Linked DNA regions of Homo sapiens: region 2 is linked to region 1. The links are chromatin loops, found by intact Hi-C in ENCODE. Cell type or tissue: B cell. All regions are shown on one strand.

What was found. A loop is a pair of places that touch in the nucleus more often than their neighbours do. Peaks named below come from ENCODE experiments on the same cell type or tissue, not always from the same donor. Only the 100,000 strongest peaks of a DNase experiment are listed, where the experiment ranks them.
Region 2: it touches region 1 in a loop (12-fold over the local background); 2 of 110 quality-filtered maps call a loop at or near these places.

The regions. Positions count from the first base shown.
Region 1 is chr2:74,117,285-74,122,284 of GRCh38, reverse strand. It overlaps a transcript of TET3 not described here and the pseudogene FNBP1P1. Among named protein-coding and RNA genes, the nearest start is that of BOLA3, 28 kb to the left of the region's middle. RefSeq lists an enhancer at 1,656-2,015. In B cell, CTCF peaks have their summits at 1,762 and 1,962 (motif pointing left); a DNase peak (open chromatin) is centred at 1,844; H3K4me3 peaks cover 1,352 bases; H3K27ac peaks cover 576 bases.
Region 2 is chr2:73,905,622-73,910,621 of GRCh38, reverse strand. ACTG2 (actin gamma 2, smooth muscle) reads right to left here. Exons shown (of 9, transcript NM_001615.4): 4 at 1,839-1,949; 5 at 1,483-1,567. Among named protein-coding and RNA genes, the nearest start is that of ACTG2, 15 kb to the right of the region's middle. In B cell, a CTCF peak has its summit at 2,523; a DNase peak (open chromatin) is centred at 2,471.

The sequences.
Region 1 (5,000 bases):
GTGAGCCTGCCTTCAACCTCAGGCAGCTAGACTTCAAATTTCTGGGCCTCTTGTTTTTCTATATTTTTGTCTGAATTTTGTTAATTTGTGACTCAAACTGGCTGTATCTCCCATTTGAAGATTTCTTTTGTACATGTTTTTCATTTTTGTTATGCCATTTCTTTGATCCATCTCCATCTGTATTTATTTCATTGACTTTCTCTTGTAGTTTTTTCCTTTTCAGTTGAGGTGGAAGACTGCCAACATCCTCTGGGGTTACACCCCTTACACTACAGACTTTTTTCTTTGAGATGGAGTCTCACTCTGTCACCCAGGTTGGAGTGCAGTGGCATGATCTCAGCTTACTGCAACCTCCACCTCCCAGGTCCAAGCGATTCTCCCATCTCAGCCTCCCAAGTAGCTGGGATTACAGGTGTGCACCACCACATCTGGTTAATTTTTGTATTTTTGGTAGAGATGGGGTTTCACCATGTTGTCCAGGCTGGTCTGAAACTCCTGACCTCGACTGATCCACCTGCCTCAGACTCCCAATATGCTGGGATGATTACTGGTGTGAACCACTGTGCCCAGCCTACATTATAGACTTTTGAAGCAGCCAATATTGGGTTTGATAACGAGCTCATTAAACCAATCAGTTCCTTTTGCTGCTTTGGAGCTTTATTTATACATTTTTATGAACAGCCAGAAGTTTCCTTTCAATTTGCCACCACAGCTGACCCTGGTTTGCCTTCTCCTCAGAAATCTGAAAGACTATTATCAAGCACCTTATTGGCAGAGTGTAGTCCTCAGATGTCTCCAGGAGGCTCACACTCTGACTTGAAAGTTTTTATTACCAGCTGTGACATTTTTCTGATCATTGATTCAGTTGCCTTTACTATTCTCTCCAAGCATCTCCTATTGATTGCTATCACCTGTTGCCCAATCGCTACATATGTCTTCACTGATTCTCTCATTCTCACTATCCTCTTTCCCTCTATCTCTTGTATTTTCTGGAAGTTGTTGGAACTATTAGGATGGTAAAATTCCTGCAGCTCAGTGTCAAATTTCTTGAATTGATGAGTAATTCAATTCTCATTGAGTAGTCTGCCGTCTTCTGCCATTGGTGATGTTTTCGCAGCTTGGTGGTGTGCCTTTTTCAACATCGACTTTTAAAAACGTGTTTTTAAAACATATGGCATTTTCTCAAAATACTGATGTGCTCAGCAGCCTTTTTATAATCTCAATTGTCTTTTACTTGCCTCAAGTTGCTTCCATCAAGTCTCTGTCGGTGGTTGTGCCTTCTGGGCATCATGAAAGTGAGATTTCCTCTCCTGCTTTTGGTTTTGAACATGCCCTTGTAACTCCACGGTGATCTGAAAGTTCAAGACCTCAAAGAAGATAACTTAATGCTGCCTAGCGTGATCACTCATTTTGTTCACAGGGAGGGAAGGAGAGTTTTACGTAATGTATTCTTTCTCCTTCCAGTTCCTTTTAGGTTGGCATGTCTTTAAAAGATTCCTGAGTTGTTTTGTATAGCTGAGTTCAATCTCAGTCCTTTCCTTGGCAGATATGATGAATTTCTCAAGACTATCGATTTTCTAAGTTGTCAAACTGATCCCAGAGTTCTGGGTCCAGGCAGGCAAGTGGGTCCCACTCGGCCACGCCCTTGCCTCCTGAGCTCCTAGTGGCCGCCGCCCCGCTCCTTGGGCTCCTCAGCCGCTCCTCCTTCCGGTCCCTCCTCAACAAGATGGCCGGAAGAACCCGCGACGACGCCTGCAGGGCCGCCTGCCTTGGGTACTTGAACGTGTGAATAACCGGCCATTCGCGACTCCAGCGGCCCAGGCACACGTTCCCCCCGGGTAGGTGTGTGGAGCGGCCGGGGCGTAGCCACGGCACCAGCCCAGGAGGGAAAGACGGAGAGGTACGGACGTCGCCCGCCATCTCTCCGGAAGCTCCTGCCGGGCTGGGACCCCGGCGGAAAGTCTTGCCGAGAGGTCGCCCCCTGCCGCCGTGGAGGCCGTCGGCCAGAGCGACCGGAGGCGGAGTTTGCAGCCTGGCAAGGAGAATGGAGCGCTCCGGGGTTGGGCGGGCGGGGGAGCCGGGAGCCGGGCGCCTAGAATGGAGTTCCCCCGGGAGGAGCCCGAAGCAGCGTCCTTCCGGGAGCACCCAGGGAAGAACCTGGAGGTCCAACCTGTGGGCTCTTAAGAGAAGGGAGGCGGCCTATCGAAAGTCCTAGAGGCCCGAGGTAACAGGGCTTCAGGGGCCACTAGTACGTCTTTCCTGCTGACACCTCAGGCCTGTAACAGAAAACAGAAGCACCCAAGGAATGTCAAAAGGCCACAGGAATAAGTTTGAAGGGGCTGCCGTTGGTTGAATTTTGTATAATTTGACAAGTATTTAAAACATTCAATTAAAAAGAATCCATGGGTTCATATTACCACAACTACTACACTAATATTAATATAAAAGGAGAGAGAAGTAAAGATGCTTTTTCAAAACAGTAGAATGACAACCAATAAATATAGGAATTATAAAATTGGAAATCCACCATTTTGCAGCAATCGTGGTAATAATTGATTCAGCCAAGAATCACCAGTGGAAGCTGAAACTATTAGGTGAAAGACTGGGAATAGGTTATTCACACAGTCTTAAAGTAACACCTCCTGGATTACTTATTAATTATAAAGGGGAAATTTTTCAGGCAATGGAGACATTTGCTGGACATTGCCTTAGCCAAAAGTCAAACTTAGCATTTCCAGTAATAGGACAAACTGAGACTGTGTGCCTCCTGGTGTGAGGAACAGGAAGAACACACATCATCTGGGTAGTATTTCTAATAGGCTCAACCTGATTAATGAAGAAACAATCAGACAAATCAAAATTGAGGAACATTCTGCAAAGCAATTGACTTGAGTTCTTAAAAGATGGCAATATCTTTTTTTTTTTTTTTTTTGAGATAGAGTCTCACTCTGTCTCCCAGGCTGAAGTGCAGTGGTGCGATCTCGGCTCACTGCAACCTCCGCCTCCCCGGTTCAAGCAATTCTCCTGCCTCAGCCTCCGAAGTATCTGGGATTACAGGCACGTGACACCATACCCAGCTAATTTTTGGATTTTTAGTAGAGCCAGGGTTTCACTATGTTGGCCAGGGTGGTCTCAAACTCCTGACCTCAAGTGATCCCGCCTCAGCCTCCCAAAGTGCTGGGATTACAGGCGTGAGCCACCGCACCCAGCCAAAAGTTGGCAATATTGTGAAAGAACAAAGTGATAGGGCAGCAGTCTGCAGATCAAAGAAGGGTCAAGAAACTACAACTTACATGCATGGTGTGATTCTGGACTGGATCTTGGTTTGAGTCTTGGTTTAGGAGGAAAACACAATTATAAGAGACATTATTGCAAAAGTTGGATAAATTTGAATATGAACTCAATATTAGATAATATATCAGTTTCCTGGGTGCAATAATTTTATGTAGTTATGAAGGAGAATGACTGTTCTTAGGACATACAGACAAAAGTATTTACAGGAGAAGTGTCTTGATGTCTGCAACAAATTCCCAAATGGTTCATATATATGTGTTATATATATGTTTATATATATGTAAATGTAAATATATGTGTGTGTGTATGTGTATTCAGAGAGAAAAGCAAATACAATGTGACTTTTGAACAATGTCAGTTAAGCATTCTGACTAACCCACATATACATTTTGACTCCCCAAAAACTTTACTAATAGGCTACTGTTGACCAGAAGCCTTACTGATAATATAGTTATTTTGTATGTTATATGTATTATATACTGTATTCTTACAATAAAGTAAGCCAGAGAAAAGAAAATATTAAGAAAATCGTAATGAAAATACATTTACAGTACCGTACTGTGCTTACTGATACTGTAAGTTTCAATTGTCTTTTTAAGATGAATCGTCTGTCTGAAATGGTGGGCAACTGCAGCTGCAGACCTCAATCCATGGTACATATCAAGCAATTCAACTTGTTCTTGTAATGTCATGACTTGACTTTGCTTCTCGGGAGCACTTCCACCATTACTAGAGGCACTACGTGTGGGTGCCATGGTGTTATTCAAGATTTACAGCGTTGTGCTAAACACAATGAAAGACACGTGAAAACCACAAGAGATCACTTTTTACTATAGTATGCAATTTACTGGTGATAGTATCTGCTCTCGTGGAGATGATTAGCGTCACAGGTGTTTAAAGCAGGTACTTGGTTTTTATCAATTTTAATTTTTTATAATAGATTTGTGGGTCGGGTGCAGTGGCTCATGCCTGTAATCCCAGCACTTTGGGAGACTGAGGTGGGTGGATCACGAGGTCAGGAGTTCGAGACCAGCCTGGCCAACATGGTGAAACCCCGTCACTACTAAAAATACAAAAATTAGCTGGGTGTGGTGGTGGGTGCCTGTAATCCCAGCTACTCAGGAGGCTGAGGCAGGAGAATCATTTGAATCCGGGAGGCAGAGGTTGCAGTGAGCCAAGATTGTGTCATTGCGTTCCAGCCTGGGCGACAGGGCATGACTCCGTTATAAAAAAATATATATAATAGATTTTGTGTATTTTATGGTAGAACATGATAAAATAGACTAATATCTACCTGTATTTTATGCATTCTTGACAAACCAGTGTTGCTCAAGGGACAACTGTATGACAAAAATGCTAAAAAATGGTGAATCTAGGTGAAGAGTATGTGGGTGCTCATTGTACCATTTGTGCAAATTTTCTATAAATTTGACATTTTTTAGGATCAAAAGGTCTGTAATCCCATGCATGCCTGTGGTCCCAGGTACTCAGGAGGTTGAGGGAGGAGGATCACTTGAGCCTCACAGGAGGCAGAGGCTGCAGTGAGTCAAGATCGCACCACTGCACTCCAGCCTGGGAGAAAGTAAGACCTTGTCTTTAAAAAATAATAAAATAGGCCGGGCATGGTGGCTCATGCCTGTAATTCCAGCACTTTGGGAGGCTGAAGCAGGTGGATCACCTGAGGTCAGGAGTTCAAGGCCAGCCTG
Region 2 (5,000 bases), 210 kb after region 1:
GAGTTTGAGGCATGAGAATCACTTGAACCTAGGAGGCGGAGGTTGCAGTGAGCTGAGATCGCACTACTGCACTCCAGCCTGGGTGACAGAGTGAGACTTCATCTCAAAAAAAAAAAAAAAAAAAAGTCATGGGAGGCTGAGGCAGGAGAATCGTTTGAACGTGGGAGACAGAGGTTGCAATGAGCCGAGATCACGCTACTGCACTCCAGCCTGGTGACAGAGCAAGGCTCCGTCTCAAAAAAAAAAAAAAAAAAAAGTCGAAAAAAGATGTTTTTCTATTACTGTCACTACAAAAAAAGTAAAAATGGCTTTAAAAATTAAAAAGTTTATAAGGTAAAAAACATTACAGTAAGCTAAGGTTAATTTATTATTGAAGAAAGAATAATATATATATATACATATTTTTTGAGACGGAGTCTCGCTCTGTCACACAGGCTGGAGGGCAGTGGCGTGATCTTGGCTCACTGCAACCTCTGCCTCCCAGGTTCAAGTGACTCTTCTGCCTCAGCCTCCCAAGTAGCTGGGATTACAGGTGCCTGACACCACGTCCAACTAATTTTTGTATTTTTAGTAGAGACGGGGTTTCACCGTGTTGGCCAGGCTGGTCTGGAACTCCTGACCTCAGGTGATCCGCCCACCTCAGCCTCACAAAGTGCTGGGATTTCAGGTGTGAGCCACTGTGCCTGGCCAAGAATAATATTTTTATAAATGTAGTACAGCCGATGTGTACAGTGTTTATAGTCTACAGTAGTACACAGTAACATTTTAGGTCTTCACATTTTCTCACTACTCACTCACTAACCCACCCAGAGCAACTTCTAGTCTTGCAAGCTCCATTCATGTAAGTGCCCTACACAGGTGTACCATTTTTTATCTTTGATATTATATTTTCACTGTAACTTTTCTATGTTTCAATATGTTTAGCTATACAAATACCTAACCATTCTGTTACAGTTCCCTACAGTATTAATTATAGTTAAATGCTATACTGTCTGTAGCCTGGAAGCAATAGGCCACGCCATACAGCCGGGGCATGTAGTAGGCTACAGCGTCTAGGTTTGTGCAAGTACACTCTCTGATGTTCCCACAGTGACAAAGTCACCTAATGACACACATTTCTCGGAACGTATCCCTGTCATTAAGCAATGTGTAACTGCACTTACATTTCCACCACCACAGGTTCTACTCTTTCTGCTTCATGAAGCAGAAACATTCCAGTATTGTTGGAATGTGTGTATGTGTAGAAGCTCCTGGAATTATTACTGTGAGGGAAACAGTTCTTGCTGGATGTTTTTTCCAACTATACCAGCTAGGCTCACATCTGGCATTCCACATGGGCATTCTCACCTATTATCCCTAAGAAAGATTTTGCCTGGACTTCAGCTGTCCATTTGATTCTTCTGAGCAGGAGCCTCTGCCAGACCCCAGCTTTTCCCTACCTCCCCTGAAGTCAGAAAAGGAATGGATTACAGGATTACTCACCTGTCGTGCGGCCAGAGGCATAGAGGGAGAGCACAGCTTGAATGGCGACGTACATGGCAGGGACATTGAAGGTTTCAAACATGATCTTAAAGGACAATGAAGAATAAAAGATTATTTGGCAAAAATCACAGCACTTCTTGGCCTGTAGAATGGTTTGTAATCTCATTAAGGGCAGGAACTATGCCAGTTTGATAGTTCATTATTCCACACCCACTCCCCCAGGGCCTGGCATGGACCACAGACATAGCAGGTCCTCAGAGAGTTCTGTTGCACTGATGTTTGAAGGGGAGAAAGTATCTGGCCAAGCATCCATGTTGCATTCTTATGCCAGTGTTCAAGTCTTCCTGGCTTCTTACCTGGGTCATCTTTTCCCTGTTGGCCTTGGGATTTAGGGGAGCCTCTGTGAGCAGGGTGGGGTGCTCTTCAGGTGCTACACGCAGCTCATTGTAGAAGGAGTGGTGCCAGATCTAGTGGAGACAAAAGCCATATGAGCCTGGCAGACTCCCAATGGCTGGAAAATTCTCATTGACATTCCCATGCTGGGAGAGTGTGGCACCATGTTACACAGGATGGGATGGATCTGGAGAGGAGAATGGTCAGCCCTGGAAATTTCTGATTGACATTTAAAGGGTATACTCCTTCTCAACAGGGCCCCAGGTAGGACTCAGACCTGGAACCAGTATTTTCTATGTGTTCATTATTTCCATTTGACCTTCCCTCCTCTTCACTCTCCTACAGTCTCTCCCCTGCCTTTGTGCACTGAGTGATGCAAGGCACATTGTATCACTCAAGTGTTCATTGCTTTCTGGCTTCTGGCTATATTTGGCTGATAGAAGATTCCTGCAAGAGGCTGGAAAGTAGGAGGGCAAAAGAAGTCAGGGTCTATCTCCTGACAATGGCGTGGCCCTCCATGAGCACAGTTCCTGTTGGGCAGCCCCTCTTTCAGAGCTCAAGCTCTCACTAAGCTCCAATGACACTGCCCTCGTCACCTGACCCCTTCATGTTTAGGGGTGTGAGAGCTCCCTCTGTTGCTGGCTCTTGGGTGCCTCGACATCCCTTTGTAGTTGCCTTAACCCTATGCACATTTCTGTAGGACATTCATTTAACCAGTTGTAAAACCCCAGCTGAGTATACACTGTCAAACAATTTCAAAACCGCAGCTGAGTGTACACTATCTCCTGCTGAGAATCTGACAGAGGCACTTGGGCTCAATTTTCACTGGCTATTATTGGCCAGGCTGGTGCTTTAAAGCAGGGTTTCTCAATCGCAGCTCTATGACATTTTAGGTTGGATAATTCTTTGTTGTGGAGGGCCGACCAGTATCCCTGGTCTCCACCCACTGGATGCTAGCAGCAGTTTTCCAGTTGTGACAATAAAAAATGTCTGCAGACATTGCCAAATGTCCTTTGGGAAGCAAAATCATCCTGGTTAAGAACCACCGCTTAGCCTGGGCAACACACTGTGGGCCTGTCTCTACAAAAAGATAAAAAATTAGCCAGGCATGGTAGCGCCTGCCTGTAATCTCAGCTACTCAGGAGGCTGGGGCAGGAGGATCGCTTGAGCCCAGGAGGTCAAGGCTGCAGTGAGCTGTGATCATGGCACTGCACTCCAGCCTGGGCAACAGAGCAAAACCCTGTCTCAAAAATAAAAAAGAACCACTGTTTTAGAGGAAGTTAATTTCTTCCTGTGTCCAGTTCCTTCTTCAGTGATCAAGTACGACCAAAAAGGAGTCTTTCAGAGGGATTGGGCAAAGTGTAGCAGGGACATGGGGCTTTGGTTTCCTCAGAGGTGAGGCACAGGGTCATTTGATGCCATTGGACCCATGTATTTATGGACCGCCAGGTTTGTGCTAAGACGGTGGTAAGTGTGATGAGGGCAGATATGAATCAGACATGGCACCCTATTCTCAGTTGCAAAGTCCAGAGGGGAGAGAGACGTTTAAAAAAGACCAAAACAAACAAAAAGAAAAACACAAGCCACATTTTAAGTGAAAGAAGAGGTAGGAGTAATTCATTATCTGAGGGATTTAAATGGGCCTTGAGGGCAAAAGAAGGTCTCCAGAGGCTGCTGCAAAAGGCATCCGAGGCAGAGGGAATGGCACAGGCAGAGGCCCTGGACTGTGAGCATTGCACAGGAGCCTGAAGGACAGCAACTGGTCTTAAGGAGGGGACCCCATGCTACTTAAAATGTGCTTCCTCAAGGCCCTGTCTCAGAGTCACCTGGGATCATCTGACCCACTGAACCAGAATCCTTGGGTGTTGGGCTCAAGCATCTGCACTTGATTTTGGTTTCTTTTTTGGAGTTTTTATACCTTAAAAGTTAAAGATGTTGATAATTTTTAAAGTTAGAAAAATATTTTTAAGGTCGAGTGTGGTGACTTATGCCTGTAATCCCAGCACTTTGGGGAGCTGAGACAGGCAGATTGCTTGAGCCCAGGGGTTGGAGACCAGCCTGGGTAACAAAGTGAGACCCTGTCTCTACAAAAAATTAAAAAATCAACTGGATGTGGTGTGCACCTCTGTTCCCAGCTACACCGGAGACAGAGGCAAGAGGATTCCTTGAGCCCAGGAGGCCAAGACCACAGTGAGTTATGACTGCACCACTGCACTCCGGCCTGGGCGACAGAGGAAGATCCTAGCTCAAAATTTTTATGTATTTATTTATTTATTTATTTTTTATTTTTTATTTTGAGATGGAGTCTTGCTCTGTCGCCCAGGCTGGAGTACAGTGGCGCCATCTCGGCTCACTGCAAGCTCCGCCTCCCGGGTTCACGGCATTCTCCTGCGTCAGCCTCCCGAGTAGCTGGGACTACGGGTGCCCACCACCACACCTGGCTAATTTTTTGTATTTTTAGTAGAGATGTGGTTTCACCGTGTTAGCCAGGATGGTCTCAATCTCCTGACCTCGTGATCCACCCGCCTCCGCCTCCCAAAGTGCTGGGATTACAGGCGTGAGCCACCGCGCCCGGCCAAAATTTTTTTTAATGGAATAAAAATCTCCCCTATGTCCATCACCTAACAACAAACAGTTAACATTTTGGCTTTTTTCTTTTTCCTAACCTTTGTCTTTATGTATTTTTAAATTTATTACTATCATTATTTATTTCATATTCTTTTATTTATTATATTATTATACTATGTTCAAATTTGTTTTTATAACAAATTATTTTACTTTTCATAATAAATATTTATTTTTGATAAACTTAAACTTTTGAAAATGCTTATATAACATTTTATCATATACTATCATATATTTAATCACATTACTATTCATGGTGTCTTTGATTTTTGGTTATAAATAATCCTATGATAGTTATCTTTGTGCATATTGCAATTTATTTTTTGTATTCAGGATGTTTTCCAAAGAAGAAGATTCTAAAAGTGGAATGACTGGGCTAAAGAACATAGCAATTGGAAGACTTTCTGATTTCTGTTATTAACAAATAGGCTAAACCAATCTTTACTTCAGAATAAAAAAGTGGCTGTTTTACCCCATTCTTAACTGAATTCAGTGCTCTC